2 separate regions of the Homo sapiens genome follow, and region 1 is linked to region 2. Evidence: read pairs that join two places in POLR2A ChIA-PET (ENCODE). Cell type or tissue: PC-9. All regions are shown on one strand. Links, peaks and the distances in the headings refer to the core of each region. The heading gives the core; the rest is flanking DNA.

Region 1 (12,065 bases), core at 3,094-8,093, 350 kb before region 2:
CAGTGAACAAATCAATAGAGAGGGGGTGGGTGAGCAAGCGCTCTCCTGATGTCACTGGATGGGCCCTCCGTCCCCACATTGCAATGTGTGCAGATATGCTACCTTCTTGCCTGCTGGGAAGCACAGAGTTAAATCTTGTATCAAACACAGGAACTATTCTAAGTGTAGGTTTGTAGTTCATTCTCTTTTCCCGTTGTATTACAAAGTTCTTACTTCTTTTCCTTACTTAATGGTTGTATTTTTATTGTATGTGTCATTTTATAAAAATCAGAATCTACCCAAATCCCTTTTTATGGAAGTAGAGGCATAAATGATGAGGGAGGAAAAGTAGTACAGATACAGGAAGTCAATCCACATACAGGGTGAGACAGAACTCAGGCAGCTTTCTCACATCCCTGACCAACGCCTTTGAAAGTCAGCTTGTCTGTCACCTCTTCTAAGAAGCCTCCTTGGATCACTTTGGATGATGCCTTAGGTTTCTCCAGAGAAACAGAGCCAACTGGAGATAGATTAAACAGATTGATTGATGAATAGATAGATAGATAGATGATAGATAGATAGATAGATAGATAGATAGATAGATAGATAGATAGATAATGAGGAAACTGGCTCACACAATTATGGAGACTGAGAAGTTATGGAGGCTAAAAAGTTCCACAGTCTGCCCTTGCAAGCTGGAGGTCCAGGAGAGCCAGTGATATTGTTTCCAGCCCAACCCCAAGTGCCTGAGAACCAGGGGAACTGCTGGTATAAATGCCAGTCCAAGGGCAGGAGAAGACCGATGTCCCAGCTCAAGCAGCAGGCAGGCAGGAAGGAGACAAATCCTCTCCTTCCCTCCTCTTTGTTCTAATCAGGCCTGCAACAGTTTGGATGATGCCCACCTACATTCGGGAGCTCAATCTACTTTACCGAGTCCACTAACTCAGAGGCTAATCTCATCTGGAAACACCCTCACAGACACGCCCAGAAATAACATCTCATCTGGGCACCCCTTGGCCCAGTCAAGCTAACACATACGAGAAACCATCACAAATGTATCAGTCAGTCTTCCTATGTTCCTGGTGTATGCTTCTTGTTCCCATTCTCTGCTGTAATTTTCTGTTTCCAGGCCTGTTTATAGTCTGTGAGTTTCTCTAGCCAGGGTCTTTGCCTTGCTCATTCCTCTGTCAGGCCCAGTGCAGGACCTGAATGGGAGATGGGAGGGAACAGGGAAAGGGAATATAAGAGGCTTCACAGAGGTGAAACATTTGAGCTAGGTCTTCCAGTAATTTCCTGAGCACCTATTATATGCTGGGCATGAAGTATCCAAGAATAAGAATGCCATATCATTAAAAAAATGTATGTAGGCCAGGCACAGTGGCTCACACCTGTAATCCCAGCACTTTGGGAAGCTGGGGCAGGTGGATCCCTTGAGCTCAGGAGTTCGAGACCAGCATGGGCAACATGGCAAAACCCTGTCTCTACAAAAAATACAAAAATTAGCCAGGCTTGGTGGTGCGCACGTGTGGTCCCAGCTACTTGGAAGGCTGAAGTGGGAGGATCACTTGAGCCTAGCAGGTCACGATTGCAGTGAGCCACTGCACACTCCATGCTGGGCAACAGAGCGAGACCCTGTCTCAAAAAAAAAAAAAAGAGTACATAAAGGGCCTCCCGTAGTGACAGGCACATGATAGGAACTCAGGAAGTGACAGCCATAGTTGTAATAGGAAAACACTGAAGGTCATCTGAAGGAGATTGTGCTGTTGGCACAATTACACAGAGAAAAACTACGCAGCCCTCAAAAGTAATAAAGTAGACTTCTATGGACTAACACAGAAAGGTGGTTCTGAGACAACACTCAGGAAGAAAGGAAGTGATGGAAAAGTCACAGTGCCTATTGCATGCTAGGTAACATGTGTCATATGATTACATGACTGTAAATACTACACATGTGCATTATATTTGCACATATATATGCACACATATAGACATTTCTGGAAGGATTCCCCAAATCTGTTAAGAGTAGTTAGTTCCAATCAAGAGTGATATTGTGGATTGAGGAAAGCCTCCCCTTTTACTTTATATAGTTTTATATTGTTGAATATTTTTATAATAAATTTAAAAATACTGAAGGGAAAAAGAAGAGTTGCTAGAGAAGGCATGTACTTGAGTGAATAATTAATGAATGAGTGCCCCAACCAGAGCCTCGGTGAAAAGTCCAGTGACTTGGTGCCAAGTGTGTGGTCCAGCAGCCTGGCCTTGTGACTTCCACCGCCCCAGGACAGGCCTGATGAGTGCAAGGGATAGGAAGACATGGAGTCTGATGGAAAGGGCCTTGGAGAAGGTCCCAGGGTCCCACAGAAATCAGAGGTAGGGGAATTGGCCTCCCCTGAGAAGGGATGTGACTTGGGACCCCTGTGGAGCCACAGGGGTGGCCAGAGCTGCCTGAAGGTCAGCCGTATGTACTCAGGAGGTTGGTCCTCTGCCAGAGCTGGGCCCTGATGGAGTCATGAAGACAGCACCCAATGCTGTGAGATAAAGAGGGAGCCTTGGACATCACTGAGCCAATGCCCCTCCTCCGTGTGGGGAGGGGGTCAGGCACATGGGCAGGGGCAGAATTCAGGAATCGTGATTTGGAGTAGCTGATTTCCCAGGCTCCCGCATGGCTCCCCAGCAGGGAGAGCAAGAGTCTTAGAGAGAGAGACAGGTGGTTTCGGAGCTTGACACCCACGCTGTGAGACCCTAGGGCCTCAACTGCCTCCTCAGGAAAATGGAAGCAATAATGCCTCTCTTGAGGGTAATTGTGAGAGCTGGATTAGGTACGAAGGTGGCCAAAGGAAGTCTCTAACTGAAGTAGGACTTAATCCATGGTGTTAAGATGGGCATGAGGGGTGTCTTTAGGAGGGGGTGGGAATTCATGGATAGGGACAGGGTAGCTGGGACTTTGGACTCTGGTCTTTAGGTCTCATGCATTATATACCTCAGAGAGTGAAATCTACACTCAACCCCGGCAGTGAAGAACTTGGTCTGGAGTCAGTCTCCAATGCAAATTCCATTCCCTCACTTCTAATCATATGGCCTCTCCAGGCATGAGATCCTTCATCATAAAAATGGGGATAATAGTAGTTTCTACCTCACAGGCTTGTTATGGGAATTAAATGAATAAATGCTTGTAAATTACCTAGTACAGTGCCTGACACTATTAGGGGTTGTAAGGCAAAGAGGCTCAAATCTTTTCCACCTGAGAGAAAAAGACCCAGAGTTCCCAGTGGACCTCAGGCTGTGGCTTGGAGAAGAGATTGTCAGAAGGAGGAGGTGTCTGGCTTTGGCAACCACAGTGTGGAGTGGTGAAGAGAGCAAAAGCCTAAAAGTCAGACAGATTCAAGCAAAATACCAGCATCTCTACTTTCCAGCTGTCCTTCTCTAAGCCTCAGTTTCCCTAACTAAAAAAGTTGATTTTTGTGCCTGTTCCTGCTCTACCAGATATATTAAAGTGGAACTCTAGGCTGGGCATAGTGGCTCATACCTGTAATCCCAGTGCTTCAGGAGGCTGAGACAGGCAGATCGCTTGAGCTCAGGAGTTTGAGACCAGCCTGAGCAACATGGCAAAACCCTGTCTCTACAAAAATTAGCTGAGCATGGTGGCACACACCTGTGGTCCCAACTACTCAGGAAGCTGAAGTGGGAGGATCTCCTGAGCCTAGAAGGTCGAGGTTGCAGTGAGCCATAATTGTGCCACTGCACTTCAGCCTGGGCAACAGAGTGAGACCCTGTTTCAATAAAAAATTAAAAAATAATAAAGTAAAACTCCAGATACCACGTCATCCAAACCTCCCCCCTTCCACTTTATTTGCCATAGCTCCTCATTTCTGACCACAGTCTTGTGGGAGGAGTGAGCACTGGGCTTGGAGTCTCAAAGACTCACCTTCCAATCCCAGGGCATCCCCTGTCACCTGTGGGATTTTGAACAAATCTCTGCACTTGACAGAATCTCCATTTCCAGGCCTGGGATAATGGTGGAGAATTCCTCCTTCTTCACAGGGCTGGTGGGAGTGACAAGTGAGGCCCTATGCGTGAACGTGTCTTGCCCAGTGTCTGCACAACGCTCGTCTTAGGGTAAATGTTCATTGTGACTTTTTCTTCACAAGACTTATTTTTTTTTGGATGCCTACATTTTACAGTCAGTTTAAGAATAACTTAGTTTTACTCTCCTTGACCAAATGAACTCCCTGAAACTTAATGTGGAAAGCATACATACTCTGAGCCTGACAGGCCTGGTTTAGATCCTGGCTCTAGCTCTGTGTCCTTGGCAAAGTCACTTTGCCTCTCTGAGCCCTAATTTTCTTAGCTATAAGGTAGCATTGATAATATCTACTTCAGCCAGGCACAGTGGCTCACGCCTGTAATCCCAGAAATTTGGGAGGCTGAGGCGGGTGGATCACTTGAGGTCAGGAGTTCAAGACCAGCCTGGCCAACATGGTGAAACCCTGTCTCTACTAAAACTACAAAAAAAATCAGCCAGGCATGGTGGCAAGTGCCTGTAGTCCCAGCTACTTGGCAGGCTGAGGCATGAGAATCTCTTGAACCCGGGAGGCAGAGATTGCAGTGAGCCGAGATCATGCCACTGCACTCCAGTCTGGGGGGACAGAGCAAGACTCTGTCTCAAAAAAAAAAAAAAAAAAAAAAACCTACTTCACAGGATTGTCGTGAGGATGACAGTGACAATAGTGGTAATAGTAACAGGGGAAGAGCTGAGAACTGGCTTCACGACCACTATCGGGGTGGGACAGCTCTGAAGTGACAGACCAGACACCTGGGTAGGTAGAACAGTTTTCATCTAGCAGATCACCACCTGAAAAAACACCCTGAAAACTGCTATCACCTGCCTGAGGGTGTTACTTGAGGGAGGAGTGGCAGAGAGGAAGGGCAGGTTTAGTGGCTGCATGCCTCATATTGGGTTCCTGTGTAACTCTCTGCACATTGCCTGTCTTCACCAACAGCAGCTGCCTCCTGAGGCAGAGTCTCAGTTCAGCTGGGAAAGATCTTTGGATGAGATATCTCAGAACAAGAAGCCAGCCTGGGTGATTCATTTACCAAGCTAGAGTCACTGAGCAAGCTGGACACCCAGAGATGTCCCAGGTAGGAACAGCTGCTGTGTACGGTTGGTGGGAACATAAATTAGTTCAACCATTGTGGAAGACGGTGTGGTGATTCCTCAAAGATCTAGGACCAGAAATACCATTTGACCCATCAATCCCATTACGGGGTGTATACCCGAAGGAATAGAAATCGTTCTATTACAAAGATGCATGCACGCATATGTTCATTGCAGCACTATTTACAGCAGCAAAGACATTAGAATCAACCCAAATGCCCATCAGTGATAGACTGGATAAAGAAAATGTGGTACATATACACCATGGAATACTATGCAGCCATAAAAAGAAATGAGATCATGTCCTTGGCAGGGACGTGGATGGAGCTGGAAGTCATTATCCTCAGCAAACTAACACAGGAACAGAAAACCAAACACCGCATGTTCTCACTTGTAAGTGGGAGCTGAACAATGAGAACACATGGACACAGGGAGGGAAACAACACACACTGGGGCCTGTCGGTGGGTGGATTGGAGGAGGGAGAGCATCAGGAAGAATAGCTAATGCGGGCTTAATACATAGATAGGTGCAGCAGACCACCATGGTACACGTTTACCTGTGTAACAAACCTGCACATCCTGCACATGTACCCCAGAACCAAAAATAAAAATTAAAAAAAAAAAACAGACCCAGAAAAAAAAAAAGAGAATAGTGGATTTAATTTATGAATTTAGATAGTTGGGAAACAAAAAGCCATAGAAAGAACCAGCACTTGTCAAGTGCCTACCATGTGCCAGGAACTTCTGTTTCCCTCTTTTCATCTGTGAAATGAGGATGACAATCAAATAATGCCAACCTCTCCGGATTGATTAAGGATCAAGTGAGAGCCATGGAATCACTTAGCACAGAGGCTGCATTTTGTAAGCCCTTGAGAAATATTAGCCGGTATTATTATAAGGCATGGGGCAGAGGGAAGGGGTGGTTACTGAGACAGAGATCACAAGAAGGGGTGGATGCTTCAGAGGAAGATGATGGATTCAGTTTGGGGGAGCTGAGTTTGTGTGCCAGTGGGTCAGCCAGGGAAGAAGTCCATTTGGCAGGCAGTTGATATGGTAGTGGTCATGAGGCCACAGTCTGGAACTCTGAGCAAAGGTCTGGACAGGAGGTGTAAACTTGGAAGTCCTTGGCACAGAGGTGGTGAAACCATGGCTGGTGGGGAGTGAAGACCCCAAGGGTGATGCTGGAGCAGAATATGAAAAGAACAGAGAGCCAAAGGGGGCTGCTGAAGAACACCAAGATGTTAGGGGGAGCAAAACCAGGGCAGACTGGAAGCTTCTGGGAAGGAGCAGCCAGTAAGCTCAGAAAGAGTGAACTCATGAGAACCAGAAGAGAGTGGTTAAAGAAGGAACTAGTAAATAGCACATATGTCATGGAAAGGTCAAGAAATCAAAGGCCTAAAAGCATATGCTACAGTACATGCTTTCTCAGGCCAGTGCAGGCCAAAAAGTGAGGCAGTGACTGCCCTGAGTATATACTACCAGCGCCCAGCCAAGCAAGGCCAACCTGTAAAGCTCACGTAAGAACTGTGAGTCAGCCAGGGGCCCTCAAAATGGAACCTCAAGGCTCTCGAAAGGCAATGTAGAGGAAGAGAGGGGCTGAACCTCTCTGTATGAGACCGTGAAACCCTGGCAGGCCTCTAAATAGCTCTGAGACAGTTTCCTAATCTGCAAAAAGGAGATAATATCCAAACTTTATATCAGGGTTGCATAAGAATTGGATGACATCATAAGATACCCAGTATACAATGGGCACTCAAAGGTTAGTGTTCTCCACTATTTTAATATAAAAATATTGATCCCTAATGATGGTCCTGAATCACCAAGAAAAAGTTACATTCAGGTCAGTTACCCTTCTTTTGGAAACACAGGGAAGGGTATAATGGACTTTAGAAGGATTCACAGTAGGCCGGGCGCAGTGGCTCACGCCTGTAATCCCAGCACTTTGGGAGGCCGAGGCCGGCGGATCACGAGGTCAGGAGATTGAGACCATCCTGGCTAACACGGTGAAACCCCGTCTCTACTAAAAATACCAAAAATTAGCCGGGCATGGTGCCAGGCGCCTGTAGTCCCAGCTCCTCAGGAGGCTGAGGCAGGAGAACTGTGTGAACCCGGGAGGTGGAGCTTGCAGTGAGCCAAGATCGCACCACTGCACTCCAGTCTGGGTGACAGAGTCAGACTGTCTCAAAAAAAAAAAAAAGAAAGAAAAAGAAAAAGAAAAGACAGATTCACAGTAGAAGTCACATCTGTCTTATTTTCGAAGACGGTTTGTCTTGGTGATGGGGTATCCCCAGCATGACCACCAAGCTCCCCTTCAGCACCATGATTTAGTGGCTTTTCCTGGAAGGAAGTGGGCATCTGCCAATTAGCTCCCTGTTCAGAAGTGATGGGGTGCTTTCCCGGCTAGTCTAGAAAGACCCAGATGGCTGGGGAATGAGAGGAAAGCCATGCAGAGCTCACAGAGGAGCCCCAGAGAGGGTTCAGGTTAGGAGAGTAAGGCTAAGTTGTTCTTAAAATGACTGGTAAAGATTCAGTCACAGTTAACATTTACCCCAAGTACTGAGCGAGGCACGGTCACATATCACATATCACACAGTCTCAGTTGTCATTCTCACCAACCTCAGGAGGAAGGTGGAATTCTCCTCTATCTCACACATGGACACGGAGATTCTGTCAAGTGAAGTGATGTTCTCAAAGTCACACAGGTGGCTCTTGGACGGGAACGAGTGCCTGTGGTCAGGAAGGAGAAGTAAGCTGGATGTGAGGAGTTGGGGAGGAAGCCAATGAGGGAGGAAGCTGTGGGCAATGTGATGTCTGGGTTTCACTCTAATACATTCTAGCAGAACAGTACCAGGCACAGGGAGGGGCTGGGACCTGGCCTCACAACCACCACCATGAAGGGACGGCTCTGCAAGTGACAGACCAGACACCTGGGCAGGCAGAGGCGTTTTCATCCAGCAGGAGCCCGCCACCTGCAGACACGTATCAAAACACTGCCATCACTGTCCTTAGTCTACGACTTAGGGAAAGAGTCATGACAAGGAAGGGAAGAGGTTTGAGGGCTGCATGCCTAAAACTGAGCCCACTGGTATCCATGGTGGCCAGGAGGGCAGAAGCAACCAACACACCAGCTATGAGTCCACAAGGCCCTGGAGGAAGTCTCAGGGTCAAGTGGGAATGAAACAGAGATAAGAAAACCTAAAACAGTGGGCTTTCCAAGAAACATGTAACACAGCACATGGGGAGCGCCCCGGGGGGTTCCTGGCACCGAGCAGGCGCTGCTTTCTTCTTCCCACCTCGTGATTGTCAGATGAGGATGCTGAGGCCTGGAAAGGAAGAGCGACATCACATACATAGTGAACTAATGATGAAACCAAGACTGGGGTCGCGATTGCCTACCACCCAGAGGCCCCAGCCCTTAGGCACTTGATGACTCCTTCCTCCTGAACCAGAGTGATGTGTCAGCTACAACACCACAGCAGTTCAGATCATGTTAACAAAGGTAGAGTCTGGACGGCACTGCTCAGCACTGGAGCCACTAATTCCGTGGAGTTCCCGAGCACCTGAAACGTGGCTAGTCCAAATGAGATGTTCTGTTAAGTATAAAAACACACCGGATTTGAACATTTTGTATGAAAAAAGGTTTCAAGTATCTCATGAATGATTTTTTGATACTGATTACATGCTGAAATAACATTTTGACTACATTTGGTTAAGTGAAAATATTTTTTAAGTTAATGTTACCTATTTCTTTTTACTTTTTAAAAAAGATGGGTGCTTATTTATTATTTATTTATTGAGATGGTATTTCACCCTGTTGCCCAGGCTGGAGTGCAGTGGCACAATCATAGCTCACTGCAGCCTTGAACTACTGGGCTCCAGCAATCCTCCCACCCCAGCCTCCCAAAGCACTGGGATTATAGGCGCATGCCACCATGCCCAGCTCCTTTTATTAAGGCAGCCACTAGAAAATTTAAAATTATACCCATGGCTCACATTATATTATCACTGGATAGCACAGGTCTTGACGTAGTAGGAGATGGGGCTGCCCTATCGTGTTCAGAGGACTGAGCTGAATTCTAGACTGCACATCTCAGGAGGCACCTAAGCAAAGAGGAGTAGACTCAGAGCATGAGGAGGTTGGGGAAGGGACTCAGAATGAGGTCACGGCATTGCACAACTCTAAGGTCACCACTGATGGTATGGTCCAGCAGGCATATGAGCTATGTCATTTAAGGGACAGTTGAAGAAACTGGACATGTTCCACCTGGAGAGAAGACTTGGAGAGGGGATGTGATCACTGTCTTCAAATAGCAAAGGACAGTCACGGGACACTGGGGACAGATGTGTTCTGTGTGGCTTCAAAGAGGAGAGCTGAAATTTGAGGGAGAGCTCCAGGGAGCAGACTTCCACTTTAAGGAAGGCCCAGGGCCCTCCAAAGCCAGGCTGTGCTTCCTTTTCTGGGGTCACAGAGAGGGAATGGCATTTGGGGCCCCTTGGCAGATTTGCCTTGGGAGGGGTGAAGCACGGAAGAAAGAAATGTGTTAGATTATCTGCAGTGGAAGAGGTCCTCACACCTTGAGCCTCTGGAGCACCTCTGGGCTGGGTGGCTGCCCCAGGTAGGCCAAAACAGAGGGGCTCTCTGAGGTTTCAGCCTAATAATAATAACACTACAAAACTGCTTATTGAGCATCTATACATACCAGGGGACTTTACACACATTATTACTGTGTCTCTAGCCTACCCCGAGGAAGTGGGTGCTATTTCCCAATTATTAGGTGGATAAGGAAACTGAGGCTCAGAGAGGAGGAATGCTTTATCCCAGGTTACACAGCCAGGATGAGCTGGGATTTGAACCCAGTCTGGCTGATCCCAGGGCCCACAGGCATGGGGTGGCCTCCTCAGGGAGCCTGGAGGGGCAAGGGCCAGCTAGAGCCCTGGGGAAGCTGGGTTGGTTCTTCACGGGAAGCCAGGGCCCCACTGGGCTCTCCAATTAGCAAGAGCAGAGAAATCAGAGGCAGCAACAAGCTCTGCTAATGAGCTGCCACATTAAACAATGAGTCACACTTCCATACGGTGCCGCTCCAGCCCTAACCCGGAACAAACAAGCTGTGAGAAACAGTTTACAAAACAGCGAGGTGTGACTGTCTCCCTGCTGCCGCCCGCCACTGCTGCCACCACCACGGCACTGCAGCCACCACGGGCCCACCGCCCACGGGCACACACAGGTGCAAGGGGCAGGCCCGGGAGGGGGCTAAATAGCCAGCCCTGGCTTCTGAGCTCAGGGGGAGTACCCTTCTTTGGCAGTGACCCGGGGGACAGACCCTGAGCTGCAGCTTCCACTGCACTCTAGCCATCTCCTGGGATGCAGGGGTTCTGTCATTTGGTCACTCTGTGACCTAGGGCAAATGACTTAATCTCTCAGGGTCTCAGTTCTCTTATCTGTATTGCGGGGATAATATCTAGCTCATTCTTTAATTGTGAAGACTAAATGTGATCATCACGTAAACTTCCTACTACAGAGCCTGGCACAGAGGACCTATGCAGCAAACCATTCACCCCCCAACCCTTGCATCCTTCCCTTCCCCTGTATAGGGAATCCAGCTCAGAGCTAGTCTTATAGAAATCCCCCATTAATGGTGTCTGCCTTCCTTTTCCTGACCTATATTGTATTTATTTGTGTCCCTGGCTTACCCCCTACTGAAATATGGGATCCTGAGAGCAGGGACTTGTCTTACTCATTTCCACACTCTCAGGCCCAGCACAGGAGGTGGCAGGGTGAAGTGGGAGGAGCATTAGGCATTAGGGACAACAACTGTGAGTTCAGATCACTCCTCTGGCAGTTATTATCTGTGGGATCCTGAGCAGCTATGCTAAGAACCATTTATTGAACACTTCCCTGTGCCAGACCCAAATGCTTCATGTGTTCTATCCCATTTAATCCAAAGAGAGGTGTTACTGTCCCATCTCACCAACAAGGAAATAAGCCCTCAGAGCAGCTAGGTAGCATGGTGTGATGTCTTTGTAATTGTCAACTAGGCTCAGCTGAACTACGTTTCCCAGAATTCCCTTTCCTGTATGTTTCAGGTTAGAATCCCCTAGTGGTTCTGTTTCTCTAATTGAAACCTGACTGATACACATGGCCAAGTTTCCAGAGTAAGATAGTGATGGAGCTGGAGTTCAAAATGGGTGTTCCTGTCACCCAGCTGAAGATGGTTAACTACTCACTCTGTTAATAATAGCTAATATATAGTAATTATGAGCCAGTTATATATTTACTCATTTAATTCCCCCAGCAATTCTATAGGTCATTTCTATTATTAGCATCTGAATTCTTACAGGTGGGGAAACTGAGGCACAGAGAGGTTAATTTGCACAAGGTCACATAACTAAGAAGTGGGAAATCTGAGACTGAAACCCAGATTGGCCACACAGTCCATCTTTTTATCTGTTACATTATTCTACCTCTCAACTCTAGTATACTACAACTTAATCCCTAAGACTCAACTTTCCTCATCTATAAAATGGGGATAATCATACCTAATATACAAGATATGTGTGATAATTAAGTGTGGAAATGTAGTTACAGGGCTTCTGGACAGAAGAAATAACAGGGAGTCGATTCACCCTCTCTCCTAAAGCAACTGAAAACCTAGATAAAATATATGAAACAACAGTTTTCAGACACTGAACATAAGGCAAATACAAAACAGCAATTCCTCCGAGACAAGAAACTAATGAGGTAAGCCCTACACTTGCCAGCTTCTACCTGGGGAGAGTTTCCAGGCTGCAGCACAAGGAGTAGCATCCAAGCTATTATAGCTCCCTGAGTGGAGGAGACAGAACAGAGAGGCTGAGAGGCCAACATGACTAGAGTTCACAGGGCAGAGAACTGGAGAGGAGAGCTTCCCAGAGAGAGAGCTCCAAAGATCTG
Region 2 (12,065 bases), core at 6,665-11,664:
GGGTGAATGAAACCCAGCCCTAAACCATATGCTGGCCACCAGAGTCACTTGTTCTTTATAAAGTCAAACTGCTTTTACATTCCTTCAGGTTACTTTATTTTCCACAGAATTTACAAGGTCTTTCTGAAAATCTAGTATTTGTCGGGTGGGCTACAGAGAATAAATGGGCTGTGGTGGACCATTCCAGGGTGGCCCCAGTGCAGCATGCTCAGTCTTCACACCCATGTGTGTTCTCCTCCCCTGCCGGCTCGGGGCTTGGCCACGTGACTTGTTTTGGCCAACGGGACATCAGCAGGCCTGATAAGTGCCTGCATAACAGGCCTGTCATTTTGGAGTCCAGCTGCCCACCCTGTGTGAGGAAGCTTGGGCTGGATTAATGAATGATGAGCCACTAGGTGGAGACAGCATCTTGACGTCCCGGCTGGGCCGAGCTCACAGCTGAACACAAGGCAGGAGTGTGCCATCTCAGATAGTACACCACGTGCAGCTGAAACCCAGGCACTGAGCCAAACCACAGAATACTGAGATGAGAAGTCACTGCTGTTGGGAGCCACTGAGCTTTAGGGAGGTCTGTCACATAGTAATACACAGCTAGGCGAAGAGCTGATATTATCTGAGCATTTCCCTATTTTCCAGGCACTACTAGAGACTATTTACATACATTATCTCCCTTAATCATGTGAAGTACGTACCTTTATTACTCCCATTTTACAGAAAAAACGGAGGCCCATAAAGGCTAAGTAAATTGCTTAAAATCACCCATAAGCGGTAAGGTTGGAATCTGAGCCCAGTTTCAATAGCTCCAGAGCCCAGGTTCTCATAATAACTGCCCAAGCCTCACTTAGGACAAGGACTTCACACCAGGCACCAGCTTCAGGATGGTGGCCACGGTGATCAAAGTGACAGAATCTCAAGAACAGGAACACAGAGGCAGAAGGCAAAGGAGGGAGTCTGGCTGTGCTCCCTCCTTCCTGCATGGAGGAGCCGTGCTGTTCCTCAAGAGGCAAGGCAGCTCCCTTACGGCACACCATGAGGTGCTAGGAACCCAGGCCTGCCCTTCTCCAAAGCTCCTGATCACCCAGGCGGCAACAGGCCTCATATCCTCCAGAAATACACAAGCGGGAATTGAATGAGTGTCTTAATGCACGCTTACCTTGCCATCCCAGCACGTTTCTTGAGAATTCAACCACTGCCAACTGCATCCCTAAGCACACGCCTTCCAGTCGGGGGGAAAAAACAAACAAAACTCCATTGAAAAGGCAGCTCCTACTTTTCCCAGCAGCCTCTGCAATGGCCTTTGTGTCCTTTATTTGGAGAATTATAATTGCAAACTCATAACTTCCTGCTATGAACAAGTACTCTCTGCTGTTACACTTTACTTGTATTAGATTTCAAAAACTGCATGTAAAGTAGATGAAAATTCTAGATTTGCAAAGTTATCCGATTTTAGAAGTAAGTGATATTCTATTCAGTACTTTTTTCCCCCCAGACAGGGTCTTGCTGTTGCCCACTCTGGAGTGCAGTGGAGAGATCTTGGCTCACTACAGCCTCAAATTTCTGGGATCCAGCAACCCTCCTGCCTCAGCCTCCACAAGTGTTGGGTTTACAGGTGTGAACCACCGTGCCTAGCCTCAGTACTTTAAAATTCAAGTTTTCTTACCCTCTCTCATTAAGTTTTTATTTATAATTGTTCAAGTTGAAAATTACTAAAATGTACAGCACCAGGAGGCATGCAAAATCATTTTGTCCAATTACAGTCAGCTGTTGTGCCAAGTGAGCAGATATAAAACTCAACCTCACGTGTGCTACAAACAGCTGGGTTCATTAAATGGACAGGAATTCACAATTCATTCTCTCAAAATTCCACGACATCTACATGTAGCTCATAAGCATAAATAAGCTTTCCAAGACTGAATTTGTCTCTAAAGAGAAAACATGAAGGCTTCTACTTGAGCTCCTATCCACAAAGACAGCATGTTTCAGTAATCCCCCCACTTTGTTCATAGGCTCCCACGTGGCACCGTTCCCCACTCTTTCCTACTCTTAAGTGAAGACTGCACTGCAGAGCTCCTTACCCAAAAAAGGCTTTTTCTGATTCCGAGCCCAGGCAATTGCTTGGATTTTTCCTTCTGTTCCTCGAACACCAAATCCTCCTGGAACCAGCACTCCACTGCACAAAAGAACAAACCACAAAGGCAATTCCCCTTTTCTACCAGTCCAACTTGCAATAATCGCCTAACGGGCCATTACCAAGACACTGAAGCCATGAATTAACCCCATACATTGTGCTACTGTGACAATGAATTGTATGTAAACACTATCAACTTAGAAACTGCATATGAAACTATGGACTTTTCTTAGTAACTTAAGAACATGCTTATTGCAAGTGAAAAAGATAGTATACATAATTGTAATACTGCCACTGCACTATCTTTGGTACTGAGTTGTTCACAATTTTTTTTTCTTGAGACAGGGTCTCACACTGTTACCCAGGCTGGAGTGCAGTGGTGTGATCACAGCTCACTGCAGCCTTGATCTCCCAAGGAGCTGGGACCACACCCAGCTGGTTTTGTTGTTTTTGTTGTAGAAACAGGGTCTCCCTATGTTGCCTGGGCTGGTCTTGAACTCTTGGGCTCAAGCAATCCTCCCACCTCAGCCTCTCAAAGTTTTAGGATTACAGGCATGAGCCACTGTGCCCAGCCCAAAATTTTAAATACATATATTAATATTAACAATTTATCTTACCTCTTGGCTTAAAATGCTCCCCTAAGGGGGCCTTTCTTCATCAGCTCTGTGTGCCGTACTGACCAAGACACTCAGAAGAAGGTGTACACCTCCGTAATATTCAACTGTTCTAGTGAACCAGAAATTCTTGCTAATGTTTTACTATTATAAATAACAGCTGCCAAAACAACTGATGAGACTCTACTGATGGGTACTCATCAAATGTTCTGGATGAAAAATCCTTAAATGAGCCTCATCAATAGATGCATATGGCAAACAATATCAAAATCAGAGCAGCTTTTCAGATCCAATGATATTGACAAGCTGCATTTTTTAAGGATTAAATCAGATGGCATGTAGTCTTTTCAACAATTAAAAAATATTTTAACAAGTCAATTACCTACTACTGGCACATGAAAACAAGAGGACTTTTTCATTAAAACAAACCAAAAGAACTCTGGAAACCCAAGGCAGCGAACTCTACTCACTGAGCACTACAGAGCTTCTGCCAAGCTTCGTGGTAGCGCACGGGCTCTTCTTGCGAGGTGATGGGCTCCAAGTCCGCAGAATCTATGTACTGGATGTTATTCAGACAGGGGAGAAAAGCAGGCTCGTGACCCCAGGCTGTGCGTTCTTAATTTTTAAATAATATTATCATTTTATCAAAGTTGTCTTTCTTGATTCTGGCTTTAAAGTGATCATCTTAATACTGGCTTTAAAGTGATCAACTTAATATATTTAATAACTTAAACATTTTTTAAATATGAGGTTTTAAAATACAACAGTTTCCTTCAAAATCATTAAATTCCCAAATCTCTCTCTTTCTGCACTCTACTGTGTTCAGGATCGGGTCTCAGCTAAGCCTCTGCAGCAGACTCTAGAGGGCTTTCTGTTCAATGACAGCCTCCTCAGCCCATCTTCCGCCCAGCTTTTGTGGGTTTTTTCTTTTTCTTTCTACCATATTGAAGCATAATTCACATACAATAAAATACAAGCATTTTAAGTGCATACTTTGAAGAGTTTTGTCAAACATACACACCAAGATATAGAATGAGCCGGGCGTGGTGGCTCACACCTATAATCCCAGCACTTTGGAAGGCCGAGGCGGGTGGATCACTTGAGGTCAGGAGTTCGAGACTAGCCTGGCAAACATGGTGAAACCCCATCTCTACTAAAAATACAAAAAAAAAAAAAAAATAGCTGGGTGTGGTGGCATGCACCTGTAGTCCCAGCTACCCAAGAGGCTGAGGCAGGAGAACTGCTTGAACCTGGAAGGCAGAGGTTGCAGTGAACTGGGATCATGCCACTGCACTCCAGCCTGGGTGACAGAGCGAGACTCCATCTCAAACAAAACAAAACAAAACAAAACAAAACAAAACAAAACAAAACATAAGTTACCATCTTCCCAGAATGTGCCCCTCTACCTCCTACCCCAAACAACCTCAGATCCAATTTCTATCATCACAGATTCGTTTTGCCTCTTATAGAACATCATATAAATGGAGCCAAATAGTATATAACCTTTTGTGTCTGGCTTCTTTTGCTTAGTGTTTTTGAAGTTCATCCATGTTGCTGTGTTTATCAGTTGTTTGTTCCTTTTCTTTTTTAACTTTTTTTTGCAGAGACGGGGGTCTCGCTATGTTGACCAGGCTGCTCTCGAACTACTGGTCTTAGGCGATCCTCCCACAGCAGAGCCTCCCTAAGTGTTGGGATTATGGGCTTGAGCCAGTCAGTGTTCAGCCTGGTTTCTTCCTTTTCATTGCTGAGTGGTTTCTACTATATAAATAAACCATTACAAATTGATCCATTGACAGGCTATAAATATTTGGGTTGTTTCGAGATTTCAGCTATTACGAATAATTTGTCCATTTGAATAAAAATCTTTTTTTGTGGACGTTTTCAAGTCTCTCAAGTGAGTATCTGGGAATGGACTTATTGGATCACACGTCTCTACCTTGATAAGAAACTACCAGACTGTTTTCTAGTGTGGTGGTGCCATTTTACACTCCCGGCAGCAAGGTAAGAGCTCCACAGCCTCTCTAACACTCAGCCGCTCTAGGGGGTTTGTGTCACTATCTCATTGTGACTTCATCTGCACTGATTTCCCTAACTAGAGGTGTTGAGCACCTTTTCGTGTTTATCACCTACATCTTTTTTTGGAAGTGTCTGTTCAAATCTCGTGCCCACTTTTTAAATTAGGGTGTTCACCACTTTTCTACAATCTCCTACCTAAACCCTGCAGTTAGTTTCCTGAACCTCAGGGTAAGACCCAGATTTGGCCCAGTTCATGGAATTGTGGGCAGGCCCTCACCAGCCTGTCTCCAGACAGCCTCCAATTCACAATTTCCATCCACAGTGTTTCCAACTGCTCCACATCTCCAAGCCCTTGGACGTGCTCTATCTATTCTAACAGGAATGCCCCTTCCGAGCCTTCTCCATCCTACCCAACCCAACCTGGTGTCCCTCCATGAGGAAGTCTGCCTTCCTCATGTGTCTGCCACAGCAGGTTCAGCCTCTCCTATGTGCTCCTTCCTTCCTAAGAGACTCAATATTCCTTAAAGGCGGAGACCGTTGCCTTTTCATCCATCTCTCATCCTCTGCCACCTGACAAACACATGGCAGCCACAGACTAACTCCAAGTGGATAAAATAAATGAATGATGGAAAGAACTAGCAAATAAGAAGTCAGGGCTGTGTAATGGGATTTAAATTCTTAAAACTCGTACAACAGGCCATTCTGCAGGAACCTGTCCAGCAGCACAAAGCAAACTAAACTCTCACGCTGAGAAACACCTGGGAAGTAGAAAGCAAACCCCAATGTGGGGACAGCTACATGGGGCCTGTTTAACAACCTCAGCACTGAGCCCCAACTTTACCTCTGACCTTCATCTCTTCCTGAAAAGCTTCAGCTGATGGGCCAGGAAGAAAAGGAATAAAGGGGACAGGCAGAAGGGAGGGTTTAACGACAGCTGACATAGTGCTTACCATATGCCAGGCATAATTCTCAGCACTTTGTATTCATGAACTTCTTACAACAACCCTAGGAGGAAGGCACCATCACCATCCCTTTTTAACAATGTGGAAACTGAGGCACAAAGAGGGTTAAGTAAGTTGTCTAGGTCTCACCGCTTGTAGATGACAGAGCTAGAATCTGAGCCCTGGTCACCGGGCTCAGGCATCCATGTTTTTTTTTTTTTTTTTTTTTTTTTTAGACAGAGTCTCACTCTGTTGCCCAGGCTGGAGTGCAGAGGTGCAATCTCGGCTCACTGCAACCTCCACCTCCCAGGTTCAAGCAATTCTCCTGCCTCAGCCTCCCAAGTAGCTAGGACTACAGGCACATGCCACCATGCCTGGCTAATGTTTTGTATTGTAAGTAGAGACAGGGTTTCACCGTGTTAGCCAGAACGGTCTCAATCTCCTGACCTCGTGATCTGCCCACCTCGGCCTCCCAAAGTGCTGGGATTACAGGCATGAGCCAACGCGCCTAGCCACGGCATCCATGCTCTTAACCATGACACTCTACTGCCACCCACAGACAAGCAGGGCCATGCCCCACCATTCCACCAGCTCAGCTGCTGCCCGCCATGGCACAGACCAGAACACAGTAACTACCATTTACTGAGTGCCTGCCCTGCATCCCAGAGAAACCTCACAGCTCCGTGAGGTCAATACTGTCATTCCCACTCTGCAATAAGTGATAAGCACAGGTTAGGAAAGGCAGCCCACATGCCAACAAAGTCTCCAAGAGCCTCCAGCTATCAACTGTGCAGCATGCCTGTGGTCCATCAGTGGTCCCCATTTCCACAGGGCATTTTATTTGGTTACCTGATAGTCATAGCCAAGAACTCAAGTCTCTCTCACCCTCTCCTCTAGCCATCTCTCCCCTTCATTAATTCCTGAAAATGCTCTACTGTCTTCTCAAAGCCACGAAGCAACCACAAATCTTTTTAATCCTTAAAAAGTAATTCCTTAAAAAGTAATTCTGAGCTCCAAACAGAAAGCAGATATGACACAGCACCTACGAGACTACAGACTGCTTCCCTGCTCATCCTTTGGCTGTACCTGTGCCACCCTCCTTACCTTGATTTCCAATTTGTGGTTGATGGCCAGTGCAGAATGCTCCAGAGCCTTAATGACAGAGGCATAGGAGTCTGAGAACTTCGTGTATTTGCCCACAAGGGCAATAGAGCAGGTCTCCAGCAAGCGATCATATCTATCAAATAAACGTCAAGAAAAACCCAATTACTCAGAAGGTACACGCTATCATGAGACCAAAATAGCTATTTCAAGGGAAAAAAAACCACGTCTGGCCAGGATGAGCTCACGCCCATAATCCTATAATCCCAGCACTTTGAAAGGCTGAGGCGGGGGGATCTTGAGCCCAGGAGTTGGAGGTTACAGTGAGCTGACTGCACCACTGCACTACAGCCTGGGCAACAGTGTGAGACCCTGCCTCAAAAAACCCCCACAAAAAACAACAAAAACACACCTGGGAAGAATATAACGGGAATAGCTATTATCTGAGTTCTGTGTACAGACCAGTAAAGAGGAAGTAATTTTCAGATCAACATGGCAGGCTTTGTAAAGAAAAATTTTTTTTTTGTTTTTGTTTTGAAACTTACAAAGAGTTTCAACGTCTCACACAAATTTGCCTACAAAAAATTTTTTTCATACCAAAGACCAAAAAAAATAACAGACATAGACAATTCACAAGAATTAATGGGGTGAAGGCAAGTGTCAAACAAATTATGGGACATTCACAAAATAGAAAAGTCCACACTCATTAAAAGTTTTCATTGTAAAATATAATAACAGAGCAAAATGCTTATAATGTTTTATGAAAAAGGATGATAAAACTGCCATTCTGATAGCTATATGTAAGCAGACAAAGACTGAAAGGAAAATGTTGAAATGAAAAATGATTCTCACAGAGCAACGGAATGAGTATGCCCTCTCCAAATGCTTCTAGGCCATCATATTGATCTTGCAACTAAGATAAGGCCTGCCCATTGCTCTAAGACACGAAGTGAAGATTTCTGAAGGAATGTGACAGCATCACCGAGCCTTAAAAGGATGTAGTGGAGTAGGCAGCAACACATCCCCGTCCTAATGTGATCCCTTTCTGGTGTGGGGTGAGACACATTCCCAAACACAGCTCAGAACTCTGGAGTGGTACCCAGGAGTGCTCCAGCCACTGTCAGCCATTCGTGTGGGCTTTGGATATGCACACTCACCCGCTGCCACCAGGACGCCCATCTGCACTGATCTAGTTGGTAAGAGACAAGCGTGTTAAGACATAACCCGAACTCATTGTCTGGAGGCCCGGCACCTGGCCTGGCCCTATCAGGATCTCCTCATCTGTGCCACAGCTACGTGACAGCTAAGATCCTTTCTGAACATCTCTTACTACAAAGGCTCTTCTAATGAGTGGATGGCAGAAGTGCAAAAGTACAAAAGTGCTAGGGCTAGAGTCGGCTTCACCAGCCCTACAAAAGAGTAAAGGAGGCTAGCACTCCCAGCTCCTCATTGCAGGCAAACCTGTCAGCCATCTCTTTCCATTTCATCAGCATTTTTCTTGGCTGCCTCTCAATAGGAAGGTCAAGTCTTCGAAGAAAATAATCTACAACCCCTTGCTCCTCTAACAACAAGGGGACTCGGTAGATGGATGAGACATCGTGGACACAGATCACCTGTTTAGAAAAAAGCAAGTTATTAAATAAAAGCAAAAACTCACCAGGCTTACAGCCTCCTACTAGCTACGTGACCTTGTAAAAATATTATGTATTTGAAAACAGAAAAAAGGACAATTTTCTAGATAAACTACTAAAACAGACTCAAGAATAGAATAGAAAATTAGTGGCCAATCTATTATGAACATGGATGCAAAAGTCCTTTAAAAAAAATTCATGGCTGGGCAAGGTGGCTTATGCTTATAATCCTAGTACTTTGGGAGGCCATGGCAGGAGGATTGCTCGAGCTCAGGAGTTCAAGACCAGACTGGGCAATATGGTAAAACACTGTCTCTACAAAAAAATACAAAATTTAGCCAGGCATGGTGGGCATGTGCATGTAGTCTCAGCTAACTGGGGGGTAGCTGAGGTGGGAGAATCACTTGAGCCTGGGAGCTTGAAGCTGTAGTGAGCTGAGATTGTGCCACTGCACTCCAGTCTGGGTGACAGAGTGAGACTCTGTCTCAAAAAAAAAAAAAAACACCCAAAAAATTAGCTGGGTGTGGTGGCATGTGCCCATGGTCCCAGCTACTCGGGAGGCTGAGGTGGGAGGATCACTTGAGCCTGGGAGTTGGAGGTTGCAGTGAGCCAAGATCGCATCACTGTACTCCAGCCTGGGCAACAGAGCCAGAACCTGTCTTAAAAATAATAATAATAATAATTCATGATCCAAATCACAAATGTAGCTTTAAAAAAATCATGTCCACGAACCTATGAATGGCTTAACTAGGAACAGTGGTTCTCAAACTCAGCTGCATATTGGAATCATTCAGAGCTTATAAAAGGTCAAAAGCCCATGCTGCACCCCAGACCACTTGAATTAGGATCTTGTGGGGTAGGAGGCAGGCATCAGTATTTTTAAAGCTCCCCAAGTGATTCCAGTGTGCAGTCAAGTTTGAGAACTACTGTGTTAGGAAATTTAACAGTGGAATTCACCACATAAATAGAAAACAGATTAAGGAGGAAAACAATTCCCTCAGTAGATGTAGACTTGATAAAAATTCAAAACCAAATTCATAATAAAAATTATTGGTAAATTAAGATTAGGGAAAATTTGGCAATATAAAAAACCCACAGTAAACATCACATGGTTTAATATTAATGTTTACTATTTAAAGTCCAGAACAAGGCCAGAATGGCCACTTTCAGTACTTCTATTCAATGATGTACTGAAGATATTAGCCATTATCATTAGATAAGAAAAAAAAATGAACCAGAAAACAAGAAGCGGTTGCCACTGAATAATGCATACAATATCACTGCTTATCCATAAAAACCAAAAGAATTTACAGGTAAACAATCAGTACTAATAGAATTTTAGTAAGGTTGCTAGGCTGTAGATGAATGGACAGAGGTCAGCAGGGTCTCCTACACATGGGGTATTATCTAATCAGAAAATATAATTTTTAAAAATACACGGTAGTAATAAAAATTATGAATAGCTATAAATAAGTCTAAACAACTTTATGAAGATTAGTAAATCTATAATGTACCTTTATTTTTAAAAAGTACAGAATAGTATCCAAGGATAGTCTTTTCAACAAATGGGGCTGAGGCAAGTAGATATCCACATGTAAAAATTTCAACCCTTACCTCACACTACACACAAAAGTTAACCTAGAATGGATCATGTAAGACCTAAAACTAACTTTTACAAGAAAATCTTCATGACCTTGGTTAAGAGCAAGGAGTTCTTAGACACGACAGTGAAAGCACAATCCATAAAAGAAAAAAACAGATTGGACTTCATCGAAATTTAAAAGTGTCTGTGCTCTAAAAGACACTATTAAGAAAATGAAGGCCAGGTGCGGTGGCTCACACCTGTAATCCCAGCACTTTGGGAGGCCGAGGCAGGCAGATCACCTGAGGTCAGGAGTTCGCAACCAGCCTGGCCAACTTGGCAAAACCCCGTCTCTACTAAAAATACAAAAATTAGCCAGGTGTGGTGGTGCATGCCTGTAGCCCCAGCTACTCAGGAGGCTGAGGCAGGAGAATCGCTTGAACACGGGAGACAGAGATGGCAGTGAGCCAAGATCATGCCACTGCACTACAGTCTGAGCAACAGATCAAGACTCCATCTCAAAAAAAAAAAAAAAAAAAAAAGAGAGAAGAAAATGAAAAGACAAGGCACAGATAGGGAGAAAATATGTGAAAATCACATACCTGATGAAAGACTTGTATTCAGACTATATCAAGTCAACTCAGTAAGATAAACATTCCAATTAAAAGAGTAAGTAAGGCTGGGCATTGCCGGCTCACGCCTGTAATCTCAACATTTTGGAAGACTGAAGCAAGAAGACTGCCTGAGCCCAAAGAGTTCAAGACCAGCCTGGGCAACCATAGCAAGACCTCATCTCTACAAAAAATAAAACAGCTGAACATGGTAGCGTCCGCCTAAGGTACTAGCTACTCAGGAGGCTGAGGCAGGAGGGCTGTTTAAGCCCAGGCTGCAGTGAGCTGTGACAGCACCACTGCACTCTAGTCAGGGTGACACAGCAAGACCTTGTCTCTTAAAAAAAAAAGGCAAGGCCAGGCGTGGTAGCTCACACCTGTAATCCTAGCACTTTGGGAGGCCAAGACGGGTGGCTCACCTGAGGTCAGGAGTTCCAGACCAACTTGGCCCGCATGGCAAAACACCATTTCTACTAAAAATACAAAAATTAGCTCGGCATCGTGGCAGGTGCCTATAATCCCAGCTATTCGGGAGGCTGAGGCAGGAGAATCACTTGAACCCAGCAGGTGGAGGTTCCACTGAGCTGAGATTGCTCCACTTCACTCCAGCCTGGATGAAAAAGTGAAAACTCCATCTCAAAAAAAAAGCAAAAAATCTGAAACTTAAACTTAAATGTGGAAATACTTGTTACATTTTTAATAGTGAATATTTTTAAGGCCGGGCGCCCTCACACCTGTAATCCCAGCACTTTGGGAGGCTGAGGCAGGTGGATCACCTGAGGTCAGGACTTTGAGACCAGCCTGGCCAACATAATGAAACCCCATCTCTACTAAAAATACAAAAATTAGCCAGGAGTGGTGGTGCACACCTGTAATCCAAGCTACTCGGGAAGCTGAGGTAGGAGAATCGCTTGAACCTGGGAGGTGGAGGTCACAGTGAGCCAAAAAGATCGCGCCACTGCACTCCAGCCTGGGCGACACAGCGAGACTCTGTCTCAATTAAAAAAAAAAAAAAAAAAAAAATTGAACAATTTTAATGACAACCTATTCTGCTACAGAATTGAATTTCCTTCACTTGCTAGGCCAGAAATATCTAAAACCTGGCCAAAGCTACATGCTCAATGTATCACCACTAGAATTTCCATACTAAGCACCACACTTAGATACATTACAGGTTCCAAATTTTGGATTTCCTGCATCATAGGTACAGTAACAAAAACACTAAGATCTCTGTGACAGCCTACAACACCCTAGACACCAGGCACCAGAAACAGAAAGTTGAATGAGGTGGCCCTTGCCCTCCAGAAGCTTAGAGTCTGTGAAGGGAGATACACACCACACATGTACACACACACACACACCAGAAAGATGGGCCCATCAGCAGCATACATGCGACACCACACAGGAGCCCAGTGAAGGACGCAGTTAACCCTGAAGGCCA

Evidence for each region. ChIA-PET counts read pairs that join two places held together with the same protein. Peaks named below come from ENCODE experiments on the same cell type or tissue, not always from the same donor. Only the 100,000 strongest peaks of a DNase experiment are listed, where the experiment ranks them.
Region 1: POLR2A ChIA-PET joins it to region 2 with 6 read pairs; 2 of 35 experiments call an interaction of 5 or more read pairs at or near these places.

The regions. Positions count from the first base shown.
Region 1 is chr1:41,340,395-41,352,459 of GRCh38, reverse strand. No RefSeq gene overlaps it. Among named protein-coding and RNA genes, the nearest start is that of FOXO6, 15 kb to the left of the region's middle. RefSeq lists an enhancer at 7,941-8,000. In PC-9, for the core only: no CTCF peak of the experiment used is centred there; a DNase peak (open chromatin) is centred at 4,989; H3K27ac peaks cover 437 bases.
Region 2 is chr1:40,992,265-41,004,329 of GRCh38, reverse strand. CTPS1 (CTP synthase 1) reads right to left here. Exons shown (of 19, transcript NM_001905.4): 8 at 8,262-8,413; 9 at 6,804-6,936; 10 at 3,213-3,301; 11 at 2,076-2,170; 12 at 1,154-1,216. Among named protein-coding and RNA genes, the nearest start is that of SLFNL1-AS1, 16 kb to the left of the region's middle. RefSeq lists an enhancer at 190-339. In PC-9, for the core only: no CTCF peak of the experiment used is centred there; no DNase peak of the experiment used is centred there.